Regions from separate parts of the Homo sapiens genome. Here all the other regions are linked to region 1. The links are chromatin loops, found by intact Hi-C in ENCODE. Cell type or tissue: A673. All regions are shown on one strand. Each heading gives the region's core, and the rest is flanking DNA. Links, peaks and the distances in the headings are about the cores only.

Region 1 (11,045 bases), core at 5,329-7,828:
ACCAGCAAAATGGACCTCATCTAGGAGCTTGTTGGAAATGCAGAATCTCAGCCCGACTTACGGAATCAGAATCTACATGTCAACAAGATCCCCAGGGGCTGTGTGTGCACATCAAAGTGTGAGAGTTTTCTGCCCTAGTGCCACTGCTTTAAGAACTACAGCTTGGTCATCTCTAGAAGAAAATCTAGCATTTGTGAGTTGCCACTTCTCCTGCACTCCAAAATGCACGTCCCAGCCCCTGACCCATTAGAATGAGGTTGTCCAGGGATGTACGGTGCTCTTGCTCCTTCTGGCCATCTCATCTCCCCTCTCCTTTTCTGAAGCTCTTTCACTGGTCAGCAACCCGGCCCTTCTTTGCCATTATGAGAGAAACTTCTCTGCTGTTTGCTGATCGAACTGATAATTTGTTTTCTTGAAAAGCGTGTTTTAATTCAAGGGAGTTGTTGTTAAGGCAAGTCTGTCTGCTGTGAGTTTTATCTCCTCTCTGTTGCTTCCTGGCAGTGCCACCCAGGGTCCTGGCATGCATCTTCTGGAACCCAAAGGGCAAACAACACCCTTAGACTTCCACACAATCCCCGGCTTCTCCTCCACATCTTTCCTCAGCTATCCAGCTGTGCAGAGCTGGCACACGGGCATGCCCTGCCTTCATTCTTCCCAGCTCATACCTGCTCTGGAGAGAATACACACATACGTCAATGACAACACATAAAATCCAATGACAGCCCAAGAACTCCTAAATCTTCCAAATTGCCATCTGCACTTCCTCTCTCTTTATATCCTGGCATGCCTGAGCTGACCTGCCCCCCAGATCCAGTCCCAGCAGCTGTAATCATGTGTCTGCGTCTTCCAGCTGCTTTGGGAAATGCTGGGGCTCCAGGTACCAGCGTCTTCCTGGCTGCACCTCTCCAGAGTTGGATACAGCTAAGGAGTTAGGGTCCCTGGGGATTGGGAACAGAGGACAGGGCCTAGAGCACTCCCAGACTCAAGTGTCCCTTGGCTTTCCACGTGGAAAACCAAGAAATGACTAAATCCAGTGAATTAGCCACAGGAATCCCACTGCAGGAAAAAAGAGAATTCCCAGTTAGAAGAGTTGTGGCAATGGGACAGTGCCTCCTTTCCAAGCAGCTGTATGCTAAATAAGGAAACTCCAAAGAAAGGTTACAATTTTCCTTGAGCATCTGGAAATTAGGTTCTGTTCTCAGGTTCAAGTTAAAAACAGTGGTTGGAATTCTGGTATCAACTTTGCCAGATAAGGGGGAATTGGGGGAGCGCCTCGGTGGTGACGTGACATCCTGGCTGGTCTCTGTGCCTCAGTATTGATGAAGGATTTTGGGAGACAAAGGCTCCAGGACAGCCCATTTGCTCATTACAGGTGCAAAGAGGCCAATACTTGGCCTCCAACCCTTTTTTTTTAACTCTAGGAGAAGCAAAGCCATTTAATAACTCATTTCATAATGAAGAACGAATCATTTTTAAAAGCTTTCCACCTCTTTTACCAACTGACCCTATAATTAGACAAAGCATTCATTTCCTTTTTACTGCTGGCTCCCCAAAGCAAGATCTAATGGTCAGGGGCTATCAGGAAACAGATGCACACTCAAATTAGGATGCTTTAAGGAGTCCCTTAAAATAAATGTGTATCCTGCCCACACCTGCCTTGACTAAGGTGTGGGCAGGGTATACAGAAACTGAAAGGGCTGGTGCAATATCCTGGAGCTGGGATCTCAGTTCAGGGCTCTTACCATCCCTGGGCCTAAAGGGCAGACAGGAGAGAGTTACCGAATCTGGAAGGAGACAGTCAAGCAGAGAGGTGGCATTGACAGGAGCTGGGATCTTCAGCTGAGGCATGCAGCCAGCCTGAGATGACCCTGTGAGAACAGAGACAGAGGAATAAATATGCCAGCTTCACTGACCTAGTCTATCAGAGACCCCATTGACCAGACCCAGCCCAGAGCCAGAGGGGGTGCAGCCTATTACTGTAGGACAGACAGGCCAGTCTCGTGGGGTAGAGAGCGGCATGGAGAGGGGCAAAGGGTGGATCTGGAGAGGCTGAGAGGAGCCACCTGGGACTGGAGCTGCTCTTACATTCCCTCTGCACCCCGCCTGATGCATTCCTTCTTAAAACTGCTGCCGTGCAAACATCTTGTCATTTTGCTCTGGAGCACCCATTTGTGGTTGTCACTATTATATATTGCCTGGATCTGTCTTCTGCCAAGCCAGCTTGCAAGCCCTTAGAGACAGAGATTGTGTCTCTCTTGGATTTACCCACCACCCTGGGGTACATATGTTCCAAGTCTCCTTTGGCTTTCTACATGGAAAACCAACCAAGAAATGAATAAATCCAGTGAATTAGCCACAGGAATCCCACGACGGCAGGACAAAAGAGAATTATCAGCTGGGAGAGTTGTGGCAAAGAGAGAGTGCCTCCTTCCCAAGCAGCACAATGTGTATGCAAAACATGTGGACAAGTGCATGTGTGTGTGCTTGCTCATCAGTGAGGAGAGGCCATGTGACGTTGCAAGTAACAAGCACCCGATCTCAGCAGCGTTGTACAATAAATGTTTTCTTTTGTTCACATTACCTGTCCATTAAGGGTCAGCATGGAGTGGTGTCATAGTTTGGGACCCATGATGGCTTCGTCTCAACACACACATCCCCAGTACAACAGAAGAGAGAGTATGAAGTGAATTACTCACTGGCCCAATGTGTCCCTTCTGTACACATTTGATGGGCCAAAGTGGGCTTGTGGCCATGCCTAACTTTCACAGTCAGGGAAGGAAAAGCCTCACACACTCAGAAAGCAGAGAACTAGAAACATTTGGTGAACAGTCTCCCAAAGTGGCTGAGGTTGGTCTCTACCAGGGAGCCATGGAGGAATGAATAATTTTGAATTAAATGGAACAGTGGGTGTCAATAAAAATTAAACGAATAAACAAATCTATGCCTTTTGACATAGTAGTTCAAATCAGTCAACTCAGCAACAGAAAAAACATGAGCAAATCAAGTACCCAGGAATTATAGAAATCAAATGATTTGTAAGACACAGACTAGTTTATACTACAAGACCCCATGTCTTGCTGGTTTTAGCATAGCCTATGTTGTTTGACATGAATTGTGCCTGGGATGTGGATTCTTCATTGGGGGAGAGTCGAATTCTCCCCCAATTCAATTATGTTATGGTTTTCCAGATTCTCATGTCCTTGGCTATTCTTTAAGACTCAGACAGATTGATAAAGATCTGCTCATTGATCCTGATGCCCTCTGTGGCTCAGCTCCAAAGAGGACATAGCCGCTGCCACACCTGCTTCCCTGCCTTTTGTGGGACATCCCCATGCATGGCACTGTGTACTACCCCCAGGCATCAGGTTATAAAATTGCCCTATCCTGAGCCCCTCCCAAATCCCTGGACCTTACAGGAAATCACCTCACCTCAAAAGTAGAAAAGGGTGAAAAAAACATTTTCAGATCTGGGCAATCACTTTGTTGAAAAAAATTGAAACCAAGTTTTCAGGATTATTTTCAAAAGCAGAAAAGCATGTTCACTCATCTTCAGAAATTGTCCATACCTAAAAACTGTTTAGGTAGTGATGCAGGTTGGCTGAGTTATCATCAAATTGCCTCAGCCACTTGGCTTCCCAAAGAAATTGCCTTGAAAAATCATGAAGAGACTGTGACAAAAGATGTAAGAGATGGCAATATTTTTTTAAAAAACAAGATCAAAAAACTACGATATCTCTTCTCTGTTCCCTCCTATTTTTAAGTAATCTTTTGCACATCATGAACCCTGAAAGCAAATGCTAATACTGCTTCCTCAGAGTAAATTGTCAAAGTAATTTTGATGGCTGGACTTAGGCAGGTGGTTGTTTTATTTACAATGCCAAACCAGATATCCTGGGATAAACACTAATTCATGAGATCTCTAAGCACTTTTGTGTGCCTAGAAGAGAAACATGAAAATGACCCTGTGACTGAAAATGTGCATGGTCTCAATGAGAAAGTTATTGTCGCAGTAATCTTACAAGCCTATAAAAGTTGGGTGGCTAGCAGGGTCCTTCCCTGTCTTCTGAGGGGTCTGGGTCAATTCAGCTCTGGGACCTTCTTAAGGGCCCTTTTGAAGTCCTGTCATCTTCAGTTTTTTTAGCAACTCACATTCTGATATGACCTGCCAGGGAGAGGGTGAAAATGATCAGCAATGGCAACTTCCACTATTATAATTCATTTTCCTGATGGTAAAACTAGGACATGCTCATTGCAGAGAATTTGGAAAGTATGAAATAAAAAGAAGAAAATAAAAGGTAACCATATTTTCCCACCCACTGATAATCACCATCAACTTTCTGATGTCCTTCTCTTCCTTTTTAAGCTTCAGTTTTCCGGGTCTTGATTTTTAAACTATTTCAATCATGCGTTCATCCTTATTTATTGAGAGCATACTATTGTTCTGTTCCCGTCATCAGTGATGTAGCGATAGAATAAATAAAGTCCTGTTCTCATGGAGATGAAATAATATCAGAGACAGTTACTAAAATTCAGAGGGCAGAAAGACCACGGGAAAATCTTCAAACACTTGGAAGTTAAACAGCATACTTCTAAATAATTCATGGGTCAAAGAAGGAGTCTCAAAGGGAATTAAAAACACATAGAACTCTAAGGTGCAGCTAAAGCAGTGCTGAGAGGAAAATTTATAATACTAAATGCTAACATTAGAAGAGGAAACATCTGAAATCAATAATCAAAGTTCTCACTTCATAAAACTAGAAAAATAAGAAGAAAATTATGCCCAAAGCAAGCAGAAGAAAGGAAATAAAAATAAGAGCAGAAATAGATTGAAAATAGGAAGATAATAGAGAAAAATCAATAAAACAAAAAGATTGTTCTTCAAAAAAAACCAATAAAATTTATACATCTCTAGCAAGACTGACAAAAATAAAAAGAGAGAAGACATATTACCACAATCTCAGAGTTGAGACAGAGGATATCACTACAAATCCTGCAGTTGCTAAAAATATGATGAGCAGATGCTTTGAACAACTTTACGCTCATAAATTCAACAACTTAAAAGAAACGGACCAATTCTGTAAATACTGCAACCTATCAAAACCCAACCCAGATGAAACAGACAATCTGAATAGCTCAAAAACTATGAAAGAAATGGACTTTGTAATTTAAAAAGCTTCAGAGATGGTTTTTCTGGAGAATTCTTAAAAAAAAAACACGAATTTTACACCATGTTATTCAGAAACTAGAAGAGAAGGGAATACTTCCCAATTCATTTTATGAAGCTAGTTTAACCTTGATTCCAAAGCCAGATAAAGATTGCACAAGAAAAGAAAATCACAGACCAGTGTCTCTCATGAACTTAGATGCAAAAATCCTCAACACAATATTAGCAAATCAAATCCAGAGATGAATACACATACCTAGGGAGGTAGGGGTGACTTAACAAAATGAGCTAAGACTTCACACTTAGACAGACTTAGTTTCAATTACCAGTTTCCCATGCGATACAATAACTCTCTGAACCTCAGTTTACCTATCTGTAATACAGGGGCAACACACATATTTTAGGATTGGTTCATGTATCTAGTAAATGAAATTATATGTCTAAAAAAAGCCAACGGAAGTTATATTATTTTGTCATGTTTCTTTCTTCTTCTTCTTCTTTTTTTTTTTTGTTGATAGAGATGGGGTTTTGCCATGTTGGCCAGGCTGGTCTCGAACTCCTGAGCTCAAGTGATCCACTGCCTTGGCTTCCCAAAGGGGATTACAGGTGTGAGCCACCACACCCACCAGGTTTTCTCTTATGGAGGAACTAAATGTTACAGCAATACCTGGTATTTTGTTATGGCAGACAAAGGTGACTAATATAGTCATGGCCCTTAAACGTGGCCCATGAGACCCTGCACCTTCTGGCCTCCCCTCTTTCTGATCAGTACCATGACCTTTCCTCGTGGCCCTCTCCCCCCAGCACCGCAGGCCTCCTTGGTATTCTCTGAATGACATGAGCGCATTCCTACCCCAGGGCCTTTGCACTCCCAGCCAGCCTCACTCTTCCTCCATGGAAATTTCCCTCATTTCCTTCAAGCTTTTGTTCAAAAAGCTTCAGCCTTCTCAATGAGGCTGACCCTGAAAACTCTTTACAACTCACCTTTCCCCATCGAGCACTTCAACCCCCCCTTACATGTTCTACTAAAAAAAAAAAACTTCCCACATATTGGTCACTTCCTAACATATGGTATCATGTATTTGTGATATTGTCTATTGCCTGTCACCCTCTGAAAAATGATAAGCTCCAGAAAATCAGGTATACGGGTCTCTGTTTTGTTCACTAAATCATTCCAAGTGCCTAGGACTCTGGCTGACACATATTTCCTGCTCCAGAAATATCTCTTGGCTGAGTGAATGAACCTCTTCCCCCAGCGAGCGAGCCTGTCGGCCGAGGAGACCACGCCATACCAGGATTTTCCAGCAGGTGGCAGCCGACGCACGCCAGAGACAGCTGGGCGCCTACACTTTGAACTCAAGGTTCTTCCAATTAAGTGCAAGATAAGGAGCTTGGAGACTCATCGCGTTTGGCTTACTCCTGACGCAGACTTGCACTGGAGGTTGTGTGGAGGGGATGAGCCGGTGAGCTGATAAAGCCTTTATCTAATACGGGAGACTGTTTACCCACAATTCAGGGGTAAAAAAATGTAAACAGCTGTTGAGAAGAAAGGTCAGAGTCCTCCCACGGTGGGGAAAAGGGGCAGAAGAAAGCCTGTGGCCACGGATTGGCGTCACTCCTGCAGATGGAAAAGTGACATTGGACAACTACTCAGGGAAAAAGGTGAGCCCCTAACACACCGCTGGGGTCGTGGACGTTTCTAGTCTTACTTTTTTTTTTTTTGAGACTTTTTTGAGTTTTGCTCTTGCTGCCCAGGCTGGAGTGCAGTGGTCTGATGTTGGCTCACTGCAACCTCTGCCTCCCGGGTTCAAGCGATTCTCCTGCCTCAGCCTCCTGAGTAGCTGGGATTATAGGCGCCTGCCACCACACTCAGCTAATTTTTTGTATTTTTAGTAGAGAGGGGGTTTCACCATGTTGGCCAGGCTGGTCTTGAACTGCTGACCTCAGGTGATCCACCCGCCTTGGCCTCCCAAAGTGTTGGGATTACAGGCGTGAGCCACCACGCCCGGCCTAGTCTTACTCTTGACACACCAGAAGATGCTTTGTTATGAAACCTTGAATCTTCCTGTGGGCTCCTGCCAAGCTGCCCTCCTCCCGGGTGCTTCTGTTATCCATCCAGTCATGGAATTGAGTTGCAGTGGTAAGGAGCCCTTTAAAAGCCAAGTGCAAGGTGAACCTGCCTTCCATCAAATTCAGCGTTTAAGTGTGTCCGTTTAGCAGGAGGCTCTGAGGCAGAAATTGCTTGAGAATCTGAGTCTACAGGCCCAGAACAATCCATGCCAGCTGATCAACCTAGTAACTACCACAGTGACTACAAGAGCTAGCATTTATTGAGTGCTTCCTGTGTACCAGGCATGTGCTGGATACGTTTACCTGCACTATCTCATTCATTCTCAGTGCAGAGTTCTGAAGTTCACCCTCTTCTCATCCCCAACTCACAGATGACACAAGAGAGGTTGTCACTAGCCCAAGGACCCAGTTCGGTGCTCCGAAGCTCACCCTCACCCCTGGAGGGGAGGAATCTGTGAGTTGTGCCCTGGTGACCTGATAGACCTCAGAGAACATCTAGTCCACCGCTCCGTGTTGACAGATGGGGGAGCTGAGGCCCAGAGAGGGGAAGGGACTGGCCAAGTTTACACAGAAGCCTGCCCAGTCCCTGTTCAGAAAGAGCAACCCAGTGCGCCTTTAACATTCCCAACCAATGTCAGGAGGTCAAGCACAGGCTTTTATTATTTATTTCTTTGTTTATTTAGAGACAGGGTCTCTCTCTGTTGCCCAGGCTGGAGTGCAGTGATACGACCATAGCTCACTGCAGCCTCGAACCCCTGGACTCAAGCAATCCTCCCTCCTCAGCACTCCCCACCCCCAGTAGCTGGAACTATAGGCATGTGCATCACCGTGTTGTCTTGCTCTGTTGCCCAGGCTGGTCTCGAACTCCTGAGCTCAAGTGATCTTCTCACCTCGACCTCCCAAAGCGCTGGGATTACAGGTGTGAGCCACCATGCCCGGCCAGTCACAGGCTTTTAGTTTGCTTTCCTCAGATTCCTCATTTGCTTCAGTCCTTGCTGGCACTGAACACTTTTGCATAAGAGCTTGTGAAAATAACACCACCTCTCTTATTTTAGGAGTTTTATCAACTAGCAGACTGTTCAGCTGGAATCACTGGCCTCTCATAATGTGAATTCTGGTTTCTGTGGTTATTAGCTGGTGACTTTGGTCAAGCTGGTTTGTTCATTGGTAAAATGGAGGTAGTGGTATATATTCATGAAAGGCTAGATTCTAAGCCAGTGCTGTCCCATGCAAATGTAATGGTAGCCACATACGTAATTTTAAATTTTCTAATAGCCACATCAAAAAAAAAAAAAAAAAAAAAAGGTAAAGGGCGAACCAAAGCACACGCCATGATTAATTTTCATAAATTGTTTCATTGAATGCAATAGCTTCCAAATACCATCATTTCAACATCTAGTCAATATCCAGTTGTTCATGGGATACTTTGTTTCATTTTCACATGAAGTTTTCAAGATGGGGTGTGTGTTTTGCACTTACAGCACATCTCAATTTGGATTGGCCACGTGGCAAGGGGCTGCCCTGTGGGACAGGACTGTTTTCGGCCTCCGTAGCATTTTGAGCACGTAGCTCTGTGCTTTAGGAGGATCTTTGTATCTACACCTTGTCTGTAGAGGGTCATCATTTGGGACCCTAACGGAACAGAGATGGCCTTCTTCTTGGCCTAATAAGTCCCCAGTACTCCCCTGTCATCAGCAGGCCTCTGGGCTGCCTTTGAAAACCTTCCCTTCCCGGATAGGTTTCCTCCAACACCACAGACAGGTCTTTCCCATTCTCTGCAAATATTCACGTCCATTTTGTCCTTGATGTGGTGGAAGTGTTCTTAACAACTGCACAGCAGACTGAGATACGGTGAGAGAGAGGAATGCAGAGGATATGGGGCGATGGGGGAGGTGGAGAGATCGCATCCTCCCTCAGGATGGGCTTGGTATTGTGGCAACCTGGGGCTCAGGGCTCTGGTCACTGTGGAATGTTGTCTTTGCTTGCCAGCTTAGAGCCTCACCTTGCCGCACCCAGCTCAACTCTGTGGCCTCAGTGGAAACACCCTCATTACAGGAGTGCCCCACCTCCGCGACCGCGACTTATATTTGATAATAAGCAGGTGTAAGGGGGGCAATTGTGCATGGGCAGTGCTCAGAGAAACATGAAAAGGCTCAAACCATGCTTCACCCTCAGGGGCCTGGGCTGGGAGATGGGAGCCAGCGTCTGCTTGGGTTCTCCTGACAGCAGTGGTCACTGGGGCTCATGGAGAGTGACAAATGCAGGTGGGGTAGCTCAGACACAGGGCTCTGGGCTCTCCAGTGGGTCTGGGGGTGGCAGAGGCCCCTCTAACTCTCCCGTCACTCCCAGCTCCCAGGCAGTTCCATCCTTTTTATTTTTTCTGGAAGGCAGAGGTTGATGGCAAGAGCTCTGCATTCAGCCTGCCTTTGTTCACATTCCAGCTCTGCCACATCCTGTGTGGCTTTGGTGAGTGACCCAACCTCTCTCTGCATTGGTGTCCTCCTCTATGAGTGGGGTGGTAACTCCTTCTCCGGGTTTTCTGAGGAATAAATGAGGCAATAAACAGGAGACTCAGCATCAGACCAGGGTATCATTATTATATTTTACAGGGAGAGACCTGGTTCCCAGTACTTTGGCTTGTCCAGAATAGAGGCATCTTTTTTTCCCCAATCAATGTTATAGTTAAAAAATACAATATGAATAAAATCTATGCTGATAGAGAACAATCTCCGAGATGTACTCTGAAGTGAAAAAAGCAAAGTGCAGAATAGTGTACAATATAGGCCAACGTGGAGCATGGATGTGTGACCTGTGTTTGGGATGGCACAAAAGTTACTGGTAATGGGTGACTGGGAAGGGGAGCCGGGGACAGCGGTGCGAGAGAGCTTGACTTTTCATTCTCTAGCCCCTTGTAATATTCCCATTTTACCAGGAGTATGTATTCCTGCTTTTTTTTTTTCATTTTGAACGTGAATTAATTTTTTCAGTAAAAAAAAAAACTAATTCAAATATCCTTCCCTACCCCCACCAATGATAAATGGTCATTGTAAAAAATTTCCCAGTTCTGAAGAGAGAGCCTGAAAATGCTGTACCATTTCATTGCTGGGTGTTAGAGGATCCAGGGTCCCTGCCTGGGAAGTTGGTTTGCTCCGAAATTCGTTTTCCATGTATCACCACTTAAGCATCTGTCAGGGTTTAACTTGGGCGAGAGGAAAGCACCCAGCAAACACAGCACCACAGCATTTCTCTCTCACACGTGCACGCATGCACACACACACACAACCTAAGGACTACACATGCAACCCTCAACAACCAAACCACTTCATACCCACATACTAACAAATGAGCCACTTCACCTATCCACATCCAATCCCAAAAGCCCTTTACACCTACAAACGCACAACGCCCACCCCAACAACCAAGCACTCCACACACCACAACAACCTTTACACACATGCACCCAATGACCAAAGTACTTTACACATGCAACCCAGAAATCAGAAGGGCTTCACACATCTGCCCAATAAGCAAAGCACTTAATATACACACGCACAGAGCTTTACACACATACACACCCCAACCAAAGGGTCCACACACATACTCCAACACCCAAAACACTTCGCACACACACCCACATGCACACCCAAACAGCTTTACTCCTTCAACCAAAGTGCATCATACACAGTCCCCAACAACCAAAATATTTTACCCCCATGCACCCCGACAGCCAAAGCTCTCCTTACAGACCCCCCTTCAAAAGCCCCAAAGTGCTTCAATTGGTTTGATGCAGCGGCAGATACTTGAACACCAA
Region 2 (11,045 bases), core at 3,267-5,766, 610 kb after region 1:
GTAAAACTTTTTCTAAACGACTCAAGTATCATACTCTCTCAGTTGTTCCAAGATCTCAGATTTGTGACTGTACTTATTCAAAGAATGTCATGCATTTGCTTTTCTCTTCAAGAATGTAACATTACAAATGTCTTTTAAATATGATTTGATGTGAAGCTACAATAATTCTTTGCATGCATTTGAGAACTACAGATTCTGGCAGTTGACTCAGAAGAGCTTCTCTGCTTCCTTAAAACAATGAAAACAATCTCACTTACCTTCTCCCAAGGCTGCTGTGAACACTAAAATTGCGAAAAATCAGAAAACTGAGGTATAGAGTGAGTTCTGGATGGTTCTCCGGGGCCCGTGGCCATGCTGTACCTGGCAACAACCTCTGGGAAGTGAGAACAACAGGTATCACCATGATTATTACAATTTTATAGACAAGGAAAGCAACTCAACATGGAGAAATGACTTGTCTAACATCACTGGGCAGAGTTAGTACCTGAAAGAACCAAGATGCAAGTGCAATGCCTTTGATTCTAACCTCCATGCCCTTTTAATAAGGTTCCATGAGATTCCTTTATAAACTGTAAAGTGCCCTATAAATAAGAGGTATTACATGATCAGACCCCTTTGACCTTACTCCTATCTGAGGCCAAACTAGGAAAAGTCAGAGAAATATTGGAATGTTCCCATTCCTGACTCGTCACTGGATTTTTCATAGGACAGTTCAGAGAGAACCAAAACAGAAATGGCAGTGAAATACCAGATATTTGGAGCAGAAAACTCAGCTCTGGGACAAAGGCTGGTCATCCGCTGAGAAAAGAGGTGATAATTTGGGAGCTGGAAGAGCAAGGTCACAAGAAGGAAAGATAGCTAAAGGAATGAGAGACACTGGGAGGAAAGGAAGGGTGGCCAAGCTGGTACATGGGCTGGTGCAGAAGAGTCTGACAGATGGCTTTCATCACTGAGTTCTTTTACATGATGGTTAGAATCCTTAAAGTGATGGCCTCCCAGGTGCTCTATCTGACCCCAGGTGTGCTGGGGGAGCCTGCACATATCCCTTCTATCTCACCGCTGGCCTTCATGCTCTTTGTCACCAACCCTGGCACCTCTCTACCTGAGGGTCTTCTCTGGTGGGCAGAATCCACTCTGTCTAAGCATGGGTGGGTAGGAAGTGCCTGAGAATTAAAAACCCTCTCTTTCACTGGATGATGATGTGAGTTGGTGCATAAATACCCCAGCTCCCTCACCCGTCAGGGCCGTAATGCTGAGCACATGCTCTCCATTGGCTTCCAGAGTTCCCTTTGGCATTAAGGTCCAGGTATTCACCATGGTCATGGTAGCCTGCTTGATAATGCTCCATGTTTTGGTTAAATTACCTCCCTGTCTGTTTTTTCTACTTCCCTTTTCCTGTTTCCTTCACCTCCCAAATAAACTACTTGCATTAGAGTCCTTGTTTCAAAGTCAATGTCTGGAGGAAGCTGAACAAGATGCACCTTGCAGAGAGAATCATGGTCATCTTGGGGAATAGCAACATCCTGCAGGGGCAGGACCAGGGACCAAGGGAACTAAAGAAAGGACCAGGAAGATGAAAAGTGTTCAGACCCATGAAGTCTCACCATAGCCAAGAAATTCATTGCAAGTTGTAGGTCAGAGCTGCTGATTGACAGCAGATTGGGCCCAGAACACACTGATGACAGAGGCAGTTGAAGATCCATTGTCCGTTGAAGAGTCAGGAGCCACAGGCCAGGCAAGATACGCGAGGATGAGAGGCTCAGAACCTACAAGCAAATGCCACTGGCCCCTGGGGCTGAGGCCAGGAGTATTGAGGTGGGAGAAATTCACTGCTTATTAGAGCCAAACATGATCTTGGTCAGGATTTAATCCATCCTGTCCTGCAGATGAGGAACCGAGGTTAAGAGGGCAGATGTCCTACCAGAGGCCAATCGTACAACCATTTAGTTAAAGAACCAGGACTAGAATCTACCACTGGTACTTATCCACCACTCCATGCTATACTGAAAATGATCAAATCAGAATTTTGATCCTCAGACTTAACACTTACTTGGAAAAAAGTACCTAGTCCTCTAAAAATGGAAAAATTCAAATTAAGTCTTCATTTCCTCCTGCGTTTGACATCCACATAGAAGGGCAGACTACATGGTCTAAAGCCTACCTGTTTTAGAGAGTGTGTATAATAACTCTTCATCACCGAATGGGAATGCTGCTGTGAGTTTTAATTACTATTCATTAAGGGCACAGATGTGGTCTGTTAAATAAAATGCTCTAAGTGAATTTCATGATAGTTTTACCAGATTATAAAGAACTTTCAAACACTCAAGAGCCCAACTATTTTGGTCCATACTAATGCTATATTGTTATTATTTATATTAAATATAATAGGCAATATTATAATAATAATGAATGCTATATTATACATCTGGTTTATCTTTAAATTCAAGTCAAAAAAATATTACTGTTGAAGAAAAAGAAGTATCTTCCTGATAAGATCTAAAGCTTGTTTGAAAGACGAAGGCTACAAAGAATTGCCTCCTTGGAGAACTCCAAGGTAAAGATGTAGTAGTCTCATCAGTTTTGTCTCCTTGTAAACTGCTACAAATGTTTAGGGAAACATTGTACCTCTGAGGCACTTTGCTCTGATAAGCTCGGAATTCCCCTCGTATACTCTTTAAGTATTTTACTAAGGCTAGCTCTAGAGAAACAAGGATGGTCTTAGTAGAGCTAGTTTAGAGTGAATAACTGTGGCTGAATATGTACACTGTATACACACACACAGCCTGATAGAATTATTTGGAGTATTTAACATACTCTTTAATAATATTATACTTTGTATCTTTAATATCTGTATATTATGTGTTAAATAATAGTGTGTTTCTCTGTCTAGCTGAATACCTAGACATAAATAAATAGGCTAAGCAACCCAAAACTAGATCCCCGGAAACGGAAGACTGACTAATTTCAAAACATTAAATGTTGAAGATGGAAGGGACTTGTGAAGATCACTTAGTTCAACTCTTTATGACTAAGGAGACTCAGAGCAGAAGGAAAGGACTTGCAAAGGCCACCCAGTTCATCACTGTGAAGCCAAGGCTCCTGAATCTTAGTCCAGGTCACTTTCCCCAAGATCTGAAGGATGGCTCACTTGTCCTCAGGAACAACAGTGGGTTACTGGCTCTTTCATGGCCATAGCACCTCTCCTAGACTAAACACATCAAAATGTCACTTACATCAAAATCCTCTTGTCTTTTGAAAAGAGGTACAAGTTCCTCCATCCTTGTTTATACTACTCTGTGGAGATATTCAGGATCAAAATGAAACTTTGTCACATGGAAAGCTGAAACATTTGTAAAATTGTAGTAATGAAATGCAAGTGAAAGCGTTTTGCAAATTGTCCTTTACCCTTGTCAAGAGTTCCATTGAGTGGGATCTGAATGCTGTCACATCTTTTCAACCAATGGAGAGATAGTCTGATTCCATGCCCAGAAAGCAGTTCACCCATTTAATCTCATTCTCAAAGGGTTTTCTAAGTGCAGGACAGGCAGATCAAATAGCACTGTGGACTGTTGGGGTTGTTCTGTAAAATAAAGTAGTAGATAAACATCTTTCTCTGTTCACAAGGAGTGTACTACAGTCAGGGTAACCTTCAACACATGGAGGAGGCAGCCCCCTGAATAGCATAAATTCAGAACTCTGGGAAGACCCCATTCTATCTCTCTATATCCACAAACCTCTTGGCTGCCATCTAAGAGGCCACCATTTATATTTCATTTGTCCTAGTTTTATATCCCTATTAATGCACAAATATCTTTGGTAAGAATGACCCAAGATACTAACATTTTCTCCCTTAAACTAAATAAAGCTTTGGAGCATGAGTTTTGATGGGAAAGGAAAAAGAAAGCAAACACAGGAGGACTCTGAGTGGTACTAGCAGATAAGGAGAAGGGAATATCACTCAGGGAGGGGAAATGGTCAGGGAGAGGCAGTGCTGTTGTGGACTCATGAAAGCTGTACTTTTGGTGATTTTATAGCATGTCAGGAGCATGTTCTAAGTGTTCTCCAAGCTTAATTCATGTAATCCTCCATCTTATGAAGTAGATGCTATTATAGTTATCCCTATTAGAGATTAGGACATAGAGGGAGAGATATTAAGTAACCTGCCCAAGTTTACATAGCTGATAAATAGCAGATTTCAAATATATGCCTTCTGGCTCCAAATTCTGAGCCCTGAAGCACTGTAGTGACCATTCATCTACATTACAGTTTTGTCACTGTAAAGGCCTGGCTGATTTATCTTGTTTTCCTCGCTACTGAAACAGCTCTAATAAGACTCTCCCCTGCCCCCTAGCTGTCTGATAAAATGAGTTTGCATTTAAAGCCCGAAAGCTGCTTGGTCTTGGCGACCCTTCCAGTACACTGTTTGCCCTGGGGTGCTCCTTTGGGACCCTTCCTAAGAGAAGCTCTGAGGTTTTGTTAGTCCCTTGGCAAATGGACTTCTCAACAAAGAGCCTAGGAGGGGTAAGATAGGCACGGTGTTGGGTAGAAATGGAGGGCTACCTATTTATAATAGATGCTGAGAAAGGCTGGGCCATCTCTGCTATATGTACTCAGTCTCAGAATCATAACAAGTTTCTTGTCTCTGTGGATGAAAAAGCACCACCCTGGTAGTGAAGGAATGAGGTACTGGCCTTTAGGTTAGAAACACATTAATAATCCAGACTCCAGAATGGGCAGTGCCACTGCTCTGGCATCCTTCTCCACAGACAAACATAAGACTCAGGTTTCTGGGCCATCCAAGGTAGCACTTTTCACAAATATCAAACATAAATAATTGAAGAGGCAATGTTTAGAAATGGAAAATGCAAAATCCCAGGTGAATTTGCTGCTTCTCTCTCTTTCTTTGTGCCTGTGCCTCTCCTGAATCTCCATGGGCACATGGCAAGCAGCGTGAGTCATTCTGACACCTCATGTACATCCTTCTAGACATTTGTGGTTTTTGTCACTGTTTTGAAGATGATCAAATAATAGAATAATAAGTTTCAAAAGTCTTTCTTAAACTGCCTACTTTAATGAAAAGATGAAAACCAAAATCTCCATGGATTTAGGAAGAAAAGTCATCACTCTATTTTGTACAGAATTTACTTATACCCCAGTTGAACCCCCACAAAAGTAGAGAACAATGTAGCACAATATATGAGATAATTGTCACATGAACAATTTATTTTGATAGTGGTGTCATGCATTAAACTTCCTGAATACGGCCCCACACACAAAACTCTTTTCACATTTGTGTGTCATACATAGAATTGAGAAACATTTCAATTTTGCTGATAACCTCAAGTTGGAAATTAGTGATAACCTTCCTTAGCCCCAGTCATAGCTGAGACATACGGTTGGTTAATCAAATTAGGAGGGTGAGCTCTGCCTTCACATTTGCCAGTTCATTAAGTTAGATCTGCCTGGTAACCATGATAGCCAGGCTGTGTCATGATTACCTGATGTACCACTGAAACCCAACACATTATACATGTGTTTATACAATTAATTGGTTATTCAATGTTTAAAATAAAAATTCTGAAGAGGTATAAATTATGCCATACCTACTAACATACCCTGGGTAACAGAGGCTCTTCTGCATTAAATATGCCCAAGAAAATCATATTTCATCAATGCAAATGGGGCAGAAAATGCATCATTTTAGTGAGGCCAAACCACTGTGTCAGATGAAATTTACCAAAATGTACAGTTTTTGGTCATCTTACAGCCAATAGGATTGAGAAATAGGATCCACGCAATGCCTTAAATCCTGAAATGATAGGAGAAATATGGTTGCGTCATGAAATTTATCAGATACATCCCTTTGCCAAGTAAATAAAAAATAAAAAAAGGACTGCAACATTCAACATCATGGGAAGAGAGGGAAGACAAGATGGCAGGGATTTTTTTTTTTTTTTCCAAACTCCACAACGTCAAGGGAAAACAAACTGGACTGTCAAAGCAAATTCTGACAATGCGGAGTGCTGTCCCTGGCAGAGGCGGCAGCTCCATCGCTCTGTTTGTTTGGGCCCAGCCGTGGCTTTTATTAGACTTTGAAGAGCACCCTAACGGTGGGTCATGGGGCGGTCACTACTCATCTCTGCTGTTGTTCCACGTGGCCTCTCTCGGCCGCTACGGGAAGAAGGGAATGGTTTCTTTAAGGAACGAGGCTATTTATAAAATAACTATAAAATCTAATATCCATTATGCACAAATGATAGTGTCAGACAGCTCCGGCGGCTGTATATTTGCTGGACATCAGCCTTCTGTGAGTATAAATTGCCCCGTACTGAGGAGAAATACAATACAGTTCACCAGAGACTTGGCTGCAAGATGTAGCCGCTTGTCTGTGGGCAAGTAATGACTTGCGTTTTCAGCTGCTTCTTGGTAAGAGCCTTAGTAATTGGAATCAGTTATTCAAAACATCGCTAAATGTGATTTAAATGGCAAGGATTTAATAACAGAGAAAGAAGCCATTAAAGGGGTTCAAGCAGGGGAGAAGGGAATTCCGTTTTTTAGAGCAGAGGGAGAAAAATAAAGCAATTACTTGATGTAAAGGCCAGAAACAGGACTCCTGCTGTCAGGGAGAAATCAAATCTGTCAGCAATTAGTGGGATCTTAGGAGGTAAAGAACTCTCCAGCGTTGAGCAGTGAATAAGGGGTTAGCAATTATATGAACTGATAAAAGTGTTCTGGTTTCCAAACAGCAGGTTAACAAGCCTTACTTTTTTCATAACTTGATGCAGATGTGATGGTCACACTTGAGGATATTTTTCAGTGGTTCGCCAGGAAAGTTCCTTAATAAGTACATTGGGCAGCCTGTTTCCATCTCAAACTGTGTTCGTGCTACCTAACGCAAAAGGATGTGTGGGAGAGCATTTTGATAGCAAGGCTCTTCTTTAATTAAAAAATGGAATAATAAATTCTCTGAACATGCAATTAAAAAAAATCAAATGAGAAATTCACGTCCCCATGTCCATTCTTCCCATGGGATTGGCAGTTCCTGGTATTTTCAGCATGGAAGGAACGTCACCTGGTATAAAAGAGGCAAACTTTGTATCAAATAAATACATTAACTTTATTATGACATGCTCCTTGTTATTGTGTAGTCTTAGGAATAAAAAAACCTGTGACATATATTTATATACATATGTGGCCTACAGATGACTCCTATAGGGGGTCTCTAAAAATTATTTGGTATTGATGGATATGGGGTGTGAAACTCAGTCTGACATGTGAAGTTATATCAGAAGGAAAAAATCAATAGTTCCGTCACAAAAACAGTTGCAGGCTTTCAATTCAAGGAGCTACTCTGTCTGCTGAGAGAACACTAAGATGTCAATAAAAGCTGAGTATTTGAAATAAGGTCATTTAAAAAGACTCCCCTAGAGTCAATCCTCTTTGACTTGCTATGAGTGACCTGTTTATGATTTCGCTGATGCGTATTCTGTTTTAAAGACAGAGGCAATTCTACCTCAGCAACAATACTGCAAAGAAATTGATCATTCAGCATATGCTACTGCTTTGTCAGTTAGCAGGAGACAATTAGGAATTTTTTTCTTCCTTTTTTTCCATTAAGAAATTCAGTCAATATATTGGAGCATTGAGGACTACCTGCTTTCACTTTAAGCACTTGTATAAGCTAATCGTTAAAAAATATTAAAATTTCCTATCAGTGTATCTCAGGGGATTTTCCATTTTGAACAAAACTCCTCTGACCAGAAAAATCTTACCCCTCCTACCCAGGGGATCTGCTGTGGGTCAGCAGGGCTCCCATTGCTGAAACAACTAAGCGCCCTTAAAGGCCAACGATCATGAAACATCTGTGAACCCCAAAGTGATTCGGAAATGTAGGATCATCAGATTGTGGTTCTAAGGGTGGCTTTTAACCCAGCTCTAAAGTCAACATAAGTTCCATTGCTTTTCTCTTTTGCAACATGACTTTCTGTTTTATATTATTATTACATAGTATATGTATAATATTTACATTAAAATGTTATTGCTCAGTTTTCTTAAATATTATATTCATTTCATGAAAATTTACAAACAGCATCTAGCAGATCTTGTTAGCTAGGGATGAGCAAAAGACATGGTATGAAATTATTAGGTTGGTGCAAAAGTAATGGCAAAAACTGTAATTACTTTTGTACCAACCTAATAGAAGCAAAGGAACATCAGCATGAGCGACTACAGTTCTGTTCAGAGAAAGATGTGCTCTTTCGTTGCTGTTACCAAATACCCCAAATGCACACACCATGTAGACTTGCAAAGATCCTATACTTTAAAATGAGATTCATTAAAACTACTTCCTGAGCACTAATATGTGCAAGACACTGTGCTGAGTGCTGTGTATTCATTTGTGTTATGTTTCAATTACTAAGAAACTACACAGATTTTTTTAAATACTGAGTTGGTTTTTAATTAATATGTATATGTGTGTATAGATTTTGAGGACTGCAGTTTCTGGACTTATTTAGTTAATTCCTGATTTTCTTACCATCTACCATTGTCCAACTACCAAAGTCACTTATCTCAAAAAGAAATTGAAAGCAACTGAGTTAAGGAAGTGATAAAGATGAGAAATGCCAGATCAAAGCATCTAGTATAGGGAGATGTTCCGGCAGAAGAGTTTGCTATTTCTGTAGAAGTGTATGGCTATGGTTTTTCTATGAAATAATTGCCCTAAAATTCTTACCCACCAACCAAATTCTCACTTTTGGGTCAGGTTGATAGGATGCTGGGCTCTGGTCTCATCACAATGAGGACAGACTCACATTATACTGGGTTTTAATAATAAACTGATGGATTTTCACATGATCTCACCCCAGCTCTGCTAATGGCAGGCTGTGCTTCCTTTAACAAAAAGGTCCTCAGTTTCCTCATCTGGATGTAGTAATAATAACAATTTTTAGCCAGGCGTGGTGGCTCACGCCTGTAATCCCAACACTTTGAGAGGCAAAGGCGGGTGGATCACAAGGTCAGGAGATCGAGACCATCCTGGCTAACACAGTGAAACCCCCTCTACTAAAAATACAAAAAATAAAAATTAGCCTGGTGTGGTGGCGGGCGCCTGTAGTCCCAGCTATTCAGGAGGTTGAGGCAGGAGAATGGTGTGAACCCAGGAGGCGAGCTTGCAGTGAGCCGAGATCGTGCCACTGCACTCCAACCTGGGCAATAGAGCAGGACTCCATCTCAAAAATAATAATAATAATAATAATAATTTTTGGAATGTCCTTGGAGTTCTCTACATTCCCTGGAAATTATAAAGGATAATACAACCCTGCTAAAGAAAAAAAAATTGGAGAAAATAACGTCTTAAAGGTAGAGAAAACAAATATGTTTTTCTGGACGTAGAATTATCTAGTAATTCCTCATAGGCTTTCTTTATCTAGTTTCTCATTCAAAATAGGTACGAAGTCATCAGAGCAAAGACACCTGTGGTGCATCTCAGTAGAATATAGTTGTGAGCAAAACATATTTTTAAAAAGTGCTTCCTGTAACATCACTGGGAAATTTTGAGGTCTTTGAGTCTATGAGGGATGTAGTATTGTTCAGGGGAGCATATAAGAAAACTCAAGTTGAATATTCTGCATGATTCATCAAGTCAAGTTCAGAATTGTTGCGATCATGTCTGTTCCAATAGAGTCATGAAAGAATCTTCACTAGCCAGACATAAATATATGGCAAAAAAGGTTCAGGATCCAACTCCCATCCTTTGAAAGCTGCTTGGGAACAAAGCAGTTGCCTAAATTGCTTCACCGAGTCCTGGCCAAAGGACGCAGCTTCCAGAGGGTGTGAGCAGAGAGGCCTCTGCCAAACAGTGATCCTCACATGGATTTCAAAGAAACACTGCAGCTGAAGGCCCTCAGATGGGATGGAGACCAGTTGGTACCCTGTCTTTATGATTATTCAATTTGGCTGTCCTCAAACTGAGGACCGCCCCTGTGGGAGAGACTGTGTGAAGGTGTGCTTCTTCACTTTCACTGAACCGGGCAGCCTTTGCGGAGCAGTCCTGTTTTCAGGCATCAGCTGTCAGTGTCAGGAAAGAGTGGAGATCATTGCCAAATTAGAAATCTGAAGTGTCCCTGCTAGGAGGCTCTGTGTGCATTTTGACATGTCTGGCTGGCAATTCTTAAAAAAAGTAAATCCTAGCAGTTTGCTGGCATGACAGCCTTACTCGGCAGCACCAGCCAGGGAAGACTTGGTAAACTATTATTGTTTGGAGATTTGGAGTAGAGAACCTTCTGGGCTTTGGCATAAAATGACTAAGTCACTTCCTCCAGGTTTGTGGAGGAGGGGTCATCTTGCCTTTTACACTCGCTTTATATCCTGTGTTGGGCACCATAGCCATTAGGACATTCCTTCTATTACATGATATGATTGAACTCTGTCTTTTAATTTTGTGATTTTGATCTCCTTGAATTACTGATTAATCAGCCTTCCAAACAGGCGCTCACTCATTTGACTGGGGGCAAATCGTAAAGAATGCTGGTGCTGCCAGTCTGCATGCAGCTGTGCCTGCTCCTCTGGTTGGGACTGCTGGCCAGGATTGCAAAGTGGAATAACCTGGGCCACTTCTTTGCCAAATGAACTGTTTCATAACTTCCCAGTAGCCATACTGTGTAGAGGACTTGGCTTCCTTGATGCAATCTCAGCCTTCGTTGGCGTGGGTGGACTGACAACCTGGTCAGGTGTGTGCGTTGAGGTTGCTGCATTTTCCATGCAGGGTGTTCATCTTTGTAATGTCAAACTCTCAACAACAACCCAGAGATGAATATTCAAAAACCATCTACATTGGCCAGGCATGGTGGCTCACACCTGTAATCCCAGCACTTTGGGAAGCCGAGGCCAGTGGATCACCTGAGGTCAGGAGTTCAAGACCAGCCTGATCAACATGGTGAAACCCTGTCTCTACTAAAAATACAAAAATTTGCTGGGTGTGGTGGTGGGCACCTGTAATCTCAGCTACTCTGGAGGCTGAGACAGGAGAATCGCTTGAATCGAGG
Region 3 (11,045 bases), core at 2,908-5,407, 1.0 Mb after region 1:
TCCATCCATGTCCCTGTAAAGGGCACGGTCTCATTCCTTTTTATGGCTGCATGGTAAGGAATACTAATTCTTTGTGATATAAACTGCAAAAGAAAATGTTCCACATTGACATTTATCCATCTTTTTCTTATTACATTAGGATTTTATATTATAGTTAGGAAAGTTTTTCCTAATCCTAGATTATAGAATAATTCACCCAGGTTTTCTTCCAACCCTTGCATGGTTTCACTTTCTTATATTTAAATCTCTGATTTATTTGGAGTTTATACTTGCGTTGAGTATAGGGAATGGACCCAATGTTCTCTTTTTCATACGGATAACTTATTATCCCAACTTATTTAAAAATCCATCATTTCCCCCACTGAGCTGAGATGCAGCCATTTTTTTCATTCTTAATTTCTATATATGATTTGGTTTATTACTAGATTTTCTATTCTATCCTATATCTCTGTATCTCTGTTCATGCACCTAGGCTACACTGTTTTGATTATTGAAGTCATACTACACTTCAGTATCTGGTAGTTATTCTTCTCCCCCTGCTGTTCTTTTTTCACAAGTTTTAGGTGTTGGTTTTTGCTTTCATTTTTGTTTTTTTCTATTCTTGCTTATTTATTCTTTCAAATAAATTTTATAACCAACTTTGTAGCTCCACTAAAACAAAAACCTGATGGGGTGTTTATTGGAATAACACGAGGTGATCTTCACCGCACTTTATATAAGGTTGGCTTCTCATCTTCCTTGGGCTGTCTGTTTAAATCTCACCTCCTCAAATCAAGACTTACAGAACTTATAGGAAACACTGTCTCCAAAATTACTCAGCATTATAGTCTTCTCCAACTGCAATACGCTAACTATTCACATCATATATTGTGGGAGTAGAAATGTGATCAAGAGAGACAGCTCCACCTCTGATTAGCTGTGCAACCTTGGGCAACTGTTAAGCCTCAGACTCCTCATCTGTACAATGAGGAGGTTACACATGACTTGTAGATTTCAAACCCCATTCTTCAGAACCCTAGAGATGCTGCCATGGTTAATAAACTAAGTGTTAACTTGATTGGATTGAAGGATACAAAGTATTGTTCCTGGGTGTGTCTGTGAGGGAGTTGCCAAAGGAGATTAACATTTGAGTCAGTGGACTGGGAAAGGCAGACCCACCCTTAATCTGGGTAGGCACAATCTAATCAGCTGCCAGCATGGCCAGAATAAAAGCAGGCAGAAGAATGTGAAAACACTATACTGGTTAAGTCTTCTGGCTACATCTTTCTCCCGTGCTGAATGCTTTCTGCTGTCAAACATCAGAGTTCTTCATCTTTGGGACTCGGGCTGGCTTCCTTGCTCCTCAGCTTGCAGATGGCCTATTGTGGGACCTCACCTTGTGATCATGTGAGTCAATACTCCTTAATAAATTCCCCTTTCTATATACCTCTATCCTATTAGTTTTGTCCTTCTAGAGAACCCTGACTAATACAGATGCCTAGGAGCTGCCAAGGGCACCCCAACCCTGCACTATCCAGGGAATATCTGCTTTAGGAAATGTAGTTCCAAGACAGCTTTCATTTGAAAAATGGTTTTACTACCACAGTACATTCTGAAATGGCTACAGATTTTGTCCCTTTCACACTGACTCTGAATTGGCCATGTGTGTATATCCATACCACCCTACACATACCCAGTTTCGTCTGAATTGGCCATGTGACTCACTTGGACAATAGGACATTAAGAAACATGACACAGAGACTTTAAAAGTGCTTGCACATTGGGGCTTGTTCTCTAGGTGTTCATGAAAGCCAGTTGCTACATGAAGAAGCCTGGGCTAACCTGCTGGAAGAAGATGAAAGACCACAACAATCATGATCCACTCCAGTCATCCCAGCTGAACTCCTATACATGTAAAAGACTCCCCTGATGGCTAGCCAATCCTCCTACAGAAGCAGATAGGCAACTGATCGCAGACACATGAGTAAATCCAGCCCCCGATAAGAACAGCTCAACCAACCTGCACATTCATGAACAAAGTAAATGCTTTCTGTTTAAGTCACCAAGATTTGGAGTTTTTGTCTTTTCATTTTTGTTTTTTGTTTTGGTTTTGCAGTAATGGCTAACTAATACAGCCGCTAAATAATATATTTCACACCATTGGCTTAGACAATCTCTAATGGCCTTATCAGTTGATGTTCCTAAACAGCTGACTTCTATTTTTCTAAGGCAATACAGCTGCACTTTCCAGCGGTGTGGTCAGATCAGTGCATGGAGCATCTTCCCTCCCACTTGTCATTTCCTAGGGCATCCCTCCCTGGGTCAGGACCTAATGCTGCCAAGGTGCCTACTTGGGATGCCCTACACAGGCACAGGGCCAGCACCCCATCATCCCAGGGAAAATGTTCAATTACTGCCTTTCTCCTGAGATAGGACCCCTTGGTGTCCCTTAAGAGCCACTGGCCACCCTGCTAAGCAGAACAGGGTAATATGTGTGGTAGGCAGTTATTGGTTGTCATCCCATTATCCCCTCCTGTAGGCAACCTCCTTCCCCCATTCCATGCAGTCCCAATCAGTCATGGTGCCCTGCCACAGAGGTTAACGCATGTCCTGGCTGGCTAATGAGAGTGCCCCATTCCCCTGGCCATAGGCTTTAGTCCAGGAGTGAGCATATGACTGAGGCATAAGCACTAAGGAAAGAGTTTTACCCGGATGGAAAAGATTGTCTATTGCCTTCAAGGTCAAGTACTGCTGTACCTGTGTCGGGCTTCCTGATGGCCATCTTCTCTGGCCCCCCCGGTGAAGCCTCTTGCTGTCAGAGAAAAGGAAAACAACATAAAGAGAAAGGTAGAGCTAAGAGATGGAAATGAGAAAAAAGAATCCCAGTGATCACCCTTGAGCTCCTATATCCAGCTATGCCTGACGCCAATTCCATTTCTCAATTTCAAAGGACATAAAAGCCCATGAAGTTCCTATTTTGCTAAGCCCATTGGAACTGAACTTCTACCATGTGGAAGTGAAAGCTTCCTGACCAGCCACTGTGATCAGAAGCCTGATGTGGCAGGAGGAGCTTGGGACCTCTTGGGCCTGCTCTGCCTTGATCTCCCAAGGGCTGGGCCATGTCTCACTTTCTCCAAGCCCCTTCCCCTCCTTTGTACAGTGCCCTGCACAGAAGAGGGGACTAGCAAATGCTTGTTGGACTCAATAATGATGCATTGGCAGGGATCTGATCCGAGTGCTCGGTGCCTCGGTTTCCTCATCTGTAAGATGAGGATAATAGCACATGCCTTGCTTAGTTCACAAGACCAACATAAAGGCCCATTGGAGCAAAAGTAAATGAATGCACTTCATATTATATAATGTTCTGGACAAATACAAACTCTTAGTTATGAGAAAATGTTTGTTTTATGCTTTATAATACATAATCTCTATGAGCTCTTCCAGGTCTAACGTTAAAAATATTTTTAAATTTAAGTGTGTAATTAAATCACAAATGTTGCATATCTCTGCTTGTAATTTATTCATGTATTCTACGGGTATTTGTTAACCACAGATGCCACTGTTGATGCATTATCTATAGTGGAAATATAGGGCTGCATGTAGATGTCTCTCAGCTATACCAAAAACATACGTCTTCACCAACAGCAGCTGCCCTGTTCTGTGTGCAGAATGGGGAAGGGGACTGGCTGGTATCCAGCATCATGTAAGACACATGCTAGATGTGTTCCCATGATCTCTTATTTCATGCCCTCAACCCCATTTTATAGACAGGAACATTAAGATTGCCCAAAGCTCAACACCAGAAAGTGGCTAACCCCTCAGGTCACCACTTGCTTTTTGAGTCAGGATTCAGCCCCCAGTTTGACTCCGAAGCCCTCTCTCTTCCAACCTCACCAGGTAGCCTCCTTTGAGTAAAAAGCCAAACTCTGCCCACCAGGCATTTTCCTGCCCAAACTGGGTCATGTCTGGATTGAAGTGGGGGACAGGGGTCACCTCGGTTGCTAAAACGTAGCTTATGCACCTCCTTCTTGGGAGGTGAACAGAGCTGAGGCTCACCCGGGGGGCGGGAGGAGGCCAAGGCTCACACAGGTGTGATTTCTCCCAATGCCTTCTCCTCTTCCCTGGCGTCCCTCTGAGATGGACAGGGAATCCTGGGATTCTTCTAGAAACTTGAATTAGCCAGGATTGACCCCCTGCCCAAACAGGTAAAAATCACAGAGGGACACCTCTGCCTGACTCAAGAAAAGAGACTGTCATAGACGGCGGGCAAAACCTATAAGGCTTCTCTCCTTCAACCGAGAGCCAAACACACAAACCTGCCAGGTGGCGCTGACAGAAGCCTTGGTGCCATCTTCTGGCCATGTTGAGGATGGCGCTCTGGGAGGCTGAGCTGCCCTAGAAGAGGAGGTGGCTGGATCCACACACGCTCCAGGGGGTCACCTGCTCCATGCAAGATGCTGTGTGGACTCGGGATCAGCAGAGGACAAGACAAGGACCCTGCCTCACAGACCATCTGGAACATCAGGCATGTACCAAAAGAAGACACATGACTGGTGACTGCCACAGGCACGTGCTTTCTGGTTCATGAGGATGGAAGCAGGTAGTGTGTTCCAGAGGAGCCTGGAAAACCAGCATGGGAGACATGGGTTAGAGGGATATGGCATTCCAAGGGCTAGGAAACAGCAACAGCCAAGGTGGGAAGCTGGACTGTGCCTTCCTTTGTCCTAGAGCAACCAACAGACCTCCACAGCAGCATCGTAGGGCATGGTAGGGAAGTAGGGGCAAAAGCTTTGGAAATGTGGATTGAAACCACTTGAGAAGGGCCTTAAATGATGAGTCAGCAATGTGAGGCATCAGCCTCCCGGTGTACCCCAGAGGTTGCTCAGCAGTGACCCAGAAGTATGAACAGAAGGAGAAACGTGGCACACTTATTCAAAGATTTAGGAGGAAAATGGCAGCAAGTTTAAAGACATTTAAATTAAAACAAACACAGATGTATTATCCAGTAGGATGCAAAAATCCCTACAATTTTTAAAGACCAAACAATAGACTTCAAAGACATTTTCCACTTGCAGCAGCCCTTTTTGGGGTACCCAGGCACTGCACACTGTCTATAGCTGGGGGCATTAGTGACAACTACCTCACAGGCTTGCAGAGACTGAAATGAGATCGTCTGCAAAAAGCTTCATGCTTACCACAATGCCTGGAACATAGTGACAGTCAGTGTCATCTGTCAGTACTCTGGTCCTGTCCAGTACAACTCTTTGGCCTGTCTGGTTCCTGATTTGCTTCTGATTCCAATTCAGCCTTTGGCTTCTGGGTCTTCCCTGCATCTCTACTCTCCACCACATCTCCCAGCGCCCCTTCACCCCAACCTCACTCTCAGCCTCCTCCCTGACTTCTTTCTCTTGACCTCCCACCTTGTGTCCCCAGTCCTCCAAGTCCAGGCCCAACAGGACACGTTTTTCCAGAAAATCATTGCCCCTTCTGCCAAGTGATGTACCCATAGGGCTGGTCTTCATCCCCAAATGCCTGAGTGGACCCAGGAGTGATCCCCAGCACCCTCTCCCCACACTGATGGCTCAAAGACTCCCTCACACCTCTGCACCCCAGACCTTGGGTTTAGTAGTCTCTCCACAGCAGCCCAAATGTGTACAGCCCTTGTGGACTGCAGCCACCATGTCCAATCCATCCCTTCCCAGTCCTGGGGGAGCTCAAGCTCACCTTCTAGCATGAGCCGCCTCTGCAACCTCACATGGCTTCTCCAAAGGCATAGATCCCCAAACAAAGCCAAGATGGGTCAGGCAGTTACCTCCCATGTGCCTGGCAGGTGGCATTTTTTTACTATGAAACATCACAGCAAATGAAGCCTGGGAACCTGGGAAAGGTTGGGTACCTGCTCAGGCCAGAGGAAGGAAGATGCTACTCCTCCTTCAGATCATCAGTGACAATGTATCAGTGAGCTACTCAACAGATCCCCCTGCCCCACAAGCACCTGCAGAGCTGTTGTGTTTTCCATATACATTACATACAAACGGTACATGGGCAGTTCATTCCCATTGCTCCAACCCTGATTTTGTGCTCTAAACAATATTTTCAGCACCCTCAAAGACCCGGTTTGTCCCAAATTCCCATGATGGCACAGAGCTGCAGAAAGGACAGTGGCCTTAGAAAAGTGTTACAGGTTGGTGCAGAAGTATTTGCTATAAAATTGCAAAAGCTGCAGTTACTTTTTCACCAACCTAATATTTCAAGCATTAAGGGAACATGGAGAACAGCCAGGTTTGGCTCTATTTTTTTGTTAATTTTTACTTATATTTTACTTATATTTTCTTATATACTTATAAGTAAATATAAGACTTACTTATATTTACTTATATTACTTATATACTTAAATTATAATATACTTATGATTTTTACTTATATTTTACTTATATGTGCCCAAAAGAAATATTTGCATATTGTAAGATATTCAAAATATTACAGAAATATTTGCTCTAATAAGCAAAAGTCCTCTATAGCCTCATCTCTCAGAGTTAAATATCAATAGTGGTTCAGTACATACTCCTCCAGGCAGTTTTTGTTCATGTGCATATTTTAATTATTTTTTAAAAATAGAATCATACTATATGCGAAATCTTTTTATCAAACAACATATTTTGCACCTGTCAAAACAAAGATATCTACCTGTCTTGATCTAAGAGTTGTGCAGTATTTCATTGCATCCCCTATAATTTATTCACTCTGTCCTCTGTCAGCTGACATTTGATTTATTGTCTCATTTATCTTTTTTTTTTTTTTCCAAGACAGGGTCTCCCTCCGCCACCCAGACTGGAGTGCAGGAGTGTGATCTTGGCTCACTGAAGATCCCACCTCCTGGACTCAAGCAATCCTCCCACCTCAGCCTCCTGAGTAGCTGGGACTACAGGCATGCATCATGACACCCAGCCAATTTTGTTCATTTTTTCTAGAGATAAGGTCTTATTATGTTGCCCAGGCCGGTCTCAAGCTCCTAGGCTCAAGGGATCCTCCCACCTCAGCCTCCCAAAATGCAGGGATTGCAGGTATAAGCCACCGTGCCCAGCTTTATCCAACTCTATAAGTGAGAAAATTGAATCCCAGAGAGGTTAACTGCTTTGTGCAAACCTTCTCCCACCCAGTCAGTCTTTCTCCTCTCCATGCTGTCCCTTGCATTTCAATTTCTTATTCCAGTTCCCATGGGCAGGAGCAGGGCCTATCCTGGAGAAAAACTCTTTGTCCCAGGGATTCCAGAGAAGAACTAAGGAAGACTGGCAGTCACAGCAAACAGAGTGCCAGCCATGTCCTTTCATTAAAAAATGAGTTAGACATGTGCCTATTGAATTCGTAAGAACTTAGAGACAAAGAACATGAAAGAATCTAGAAGGGGGGAAAAACTGATGTCTTGTCCTTAAATCAATTTTTGATAATGAGTGTCATATATTTAAATGTTCTCACATAATCATCACATTAGCGTTAACTATACCATCAAAGACAGTCTGATTACATAATATGCTGCTTCATGCATCACCGCCATGAACTTGTTAATACATGTAATTATAAATGGAGAAGTAGATTGGGGGTGTATCCAGTAGAGGCCTCTGGAAGTCTGAGCATGTTTTCCTGCTGTTTCCCATCAACTTGAGTGAAACAAAGCTGAAAGGCTGTCCTGGCATCGTGGTGCCAGGACACACTGCTTCGCTGTTCCTCCCAGTCCTGCTTTCACTGCTTTTCGGAATCTCTGTGCATCATCTAAGGCTTCTTGGGCTGCAAGAGGCTGAGGCCCAACTCCAGCTGGGTTCAGCAGGAAAGGGGTCTGGAAGGATGTTAGGAAGTCACTGGTGTGGCACCCAGCGTCCAGGTGGGCCCAGACAAGCCAGAATCAAGCAAGGCACAAAAAAACAGTGTGGCAATTTTCACAGTCTTGAGGATGGCAATGTGGGTGGATGGGAAAATGGATCATTTAGCTTAGCTGGGTTTTGAGTCTCATCCGATCAGTGGGAATATTATATTTAATTGAGCTCCTTTCAACTCTAAAATCTGTATATTACTACAGAATAAATGGCACTCCTTTTTACACCAAAATGATAGTAGCATAATCCCTATCCGGCTTCAACTGGATATTCACTCCCTGCTGACTGTCCCACACATTTTACTGGGAGTCCCTAAGAGGATCCTCACAGTCATGCAGTGGCAGTCGCCATGTGGCATTTGTCCCCACTTCCCCTCCTGCAGCAGCTCCACTTACTCACATCTGGGTCCTTACAGCCTCATGAGGTGCCTGTTGTGGCCACTCCCATCATCAGAGCCCCAGGGGCCACCTGTATGACCTCAGTGCTCTCCAAGTCTTCTGGTCTAAAGGTGGCAGACCCCTTCTGGGTATTATTGTCTCCTTCCTTTGTCATCGGAGCCCCAAATCAGCTATGACTTTGCCCAGAGTCTAACAAGGTCCCTTATAGAACCAAATCTGTCCATTCCAACTCTCATTCCTTCAGCCACAGTAGCTCCTACTCTATCCAAGGGATCAGCTAAGTGGCAAATCCTATCAACCCTCTTCCTCCCCCATTTATCCCATGGTCTGCTCCCCCTACCGAAAGTCCTCCTTCTTACCCCAGTAAAAAAAAAAAAAAAAAAATTCTTAGACAAATCCATGGATACCAGCAGATCCCAAAGTTGGGAGAAGGATGCAGCCCTTATTAGTTGCATTTGAACTCCTGCCAAAAATGCCCACGACATGCAGTTCTTTGAAATGGACAGACGCTGACAGAAATAAAAGTGTAAAGAGAAGTAGGCAGAGTTTCCCAATTTCAAAATAATCATTTGCATAAGGCTGGATCCTGAAGACATCTATCTTTATAGGTACCAGCTGCTATAGACTGAATGTTCGTATACCCTCAAAATTCATATATTAAAGCCCAATGTCCAATGTGATCGTATTTGGAGGTAGGGCCTTTGGGAGGTGATTAGATCATGAGGGTAGAGCACTCATAAACAGGATTATTGCCCTAATAAAAGAGACCACAGAGAGCTTATTTCCCCTTTTACCATGTGAGAACACAATGAGAAAGTCATCTATGAATCCAGAAGCAGGCTCTCACCAGATGCTATTAATAAATCTGCCAGTGCCTTGATCTTGGACTTCCCAGCCTCTAGAACTGTGAGAAATAAATTTCTGTTTTATATAAGCCACCTGGTCTATGGTATTTTGTTATAGTTGCCCAAACTAAGACACCTGCTATCAGAACAAGCTGATGTCTTCAAAGGAGATACTCAGTGGATAAAAAACATGAGATCTCTGCCATTTAGTCTTGGAGATAACCACATGCCTATGGTAAGAGCACTGTGACATTACGTGAAGTACTTGAACCCTGGAGCAGAGAAACCTGGGTGTAAATCCCCCTCCTACTATTTCCAACCTGAAAGACCTTGAGCAAGCCCCCTTCACATCCTGGGTCTCAATTTCTTTATTGGATTTGTTTGATAATGTATGTGTGTCAAGCATTTGGTATGTGGGAAATATTAGTAAATGATAGCAATTATTATTATTATTACTGGCTGATAGTGGGATGCACAAGCTATTCTACTTTCTTTTTCTACCCATGTCTCTTCTAGTTAAACAGAAGTTTTAAAAAATTGTCTGGGCCGGGTAAGGTGGTTCACGCCTATAATCCCAGCACTTTGGGAGGCTGAAGGGGGTGGATCACCTAAAGCCAGGAGTTCAAGACCAGCCTGACCAACATGGAGAAACCCCATCTCTACTAAAAATACAAAACATTAGCCGGGCGTGGTTGTGCATGCCTGTAATCCCAGCTACTCAGGAGGCTGAGACAGGATAATTGCTTGAACCTGGGAGGTGAAGGTTGCTGTGAGCCAAGGTCACGCCATTGTACTGGGCAACAAGAGTGAAACTCCGTTCTCAAAAAAATTGTCTGGAACATGTTCAATATTTATTGTCAAATTGCCCTTTAAAGATCTATCCAAAATCTTATATTGTTTTAGCAAGAAATGATAGAAATTTCATCTATCAGATTTAAGACTGTTTTCCGTCTATTTGGAATTTCCATTAAGCCATATATTGAAGGTCTCTCTTCTCCACCCACTGACTGGGCCTACACAGGCAGCCAGTGGCCCTGGACTGCCTACAACACAGCTGTAATGCAGCAGCAGGCCCCTCCTGTTGTAGATTCAGCCCAGAGAAGCCCTCTGGCAGCTTGTTGGCCAGACATCCTTTGGTAGAAATGTGGCACTTCAATTTATCCTTTCAAATGGGAAATGGAAATGCAGTTATGCAAGTTTTTAGATTATTTTTTGACCAGGAAAAAAAGCAGGGAAGTTCCTCAAGGAGGCATTGCCAACCAATCTATCATCGGATATGGATGGCTCCCCTGAAATGACCTTCAAAGTCACTGCTAGACCTTTGACCTTGGTGTGACTATCACTCCACAAACTGGAAAAGCCACTGGTTTGGTTTCTACATGGTAGCCATACACATAGGAGCTGGGCTTGGTGCTGCTGCTATAATAAGAGGAGTGGGAGGAATGAGCCAGGAATCAGGAAGGAGAAGGAGTCTTCAGACCAAGAATTTGCTTCTCCCACCCCTTCTTTGCTCATCCCCCTGGGTAGACCAGCTACCTCTGTTTCTCTGCTGGGCTCTGCAGAGCTTCTGGTGTTTCCATCCATATTGGTGGAAAGCAGAGCTCCCTGTGGACATTGTACCCCATTTCTGGTGATCAGGTTGGAAGATGGACTTGAACATATGTTAAATCACCATTGGACAGTGGGCTAGGCAACTGGGCAGAGGCAGACAGGAAGGAATCGTGACTCTCAGGGTACTCCTTGTCTCTCCCTCTTTCTCTATCCTTACTCTTCTCAGAAATTCAAAGTGTTATAGTGAATTGAAGCTGAAATTAACCCAGATCTTCACTAAACTGGATTTTTAAAAACATCTTAGAAAAAAGGCGCAAACCTGGGGGGTCAGAGACGGGGTAGACGTTCATTTAAAGGATATATTTCAAGAACTGCACTCTAAGGTATGGGCCGGGAACCGT

The links. Peaks named below come from ENCODE experiments on the same cell type or tissue, not always from the same donor. Only the 100,000 strongest peaks of a DNase experiment are listed, where the experiment ranks them.
Region 2: it touches region 1 in a loop (4-fold over the local background); 15 of 110 quality-filtered maps call a loop at or near these places.
Region 3: a loop joins it to region 1, with 2.9 times the contacts of the local background. A loop is called at or near these places in 17 of 110 quality-filtered maps.

What each region holds. Positions count from the first base shown.
Region 1 is chr10:117,490,242-117,501,286 of GRCh38, forward strand. It overlaps EMX2OS. Among named protein-coding and RNA genes, the nearest start is that of EMX2, 47 kb to the right of the region's middle. In A673, for the core only: a CTCF peak has its summit at 6,464 (motif pointing right); a DNase peak (open chromatin) is centred at 6,510; H3K27me3 peaks cover 299 bases.
Region 2 is chr10:118,102,293-118,113,337 of GRCh38, forward strand. The region is part of intron 3 of CASC2 (cancer susceptibility 2); the gene reads left to right. Among named protein-coding and RNA genes, the nearest start is that of RAB11FIP2, 61 kb to the left of the region's middle. In A673, for the core only: a CTCF peak has its summit at 4,350; no DNase peak of the experiment used is centred there; H3K27me3 peaks cover 1,624 bases.
Region 3 is chr10:118,539,936-118,550,980 of GRCh38, forward strand. No RefSeq gene overlaps it. Among named protein-coding and RNA genes, the nearest start is that of PRLHR, 50 kb to the right of the region's middle. In A673, for the core only: a CTCF peak has its summit at 4,331 (motif pointing left); no DNase peak of the experiment used is centred there; H3K27me3 peaks cover 498 bases.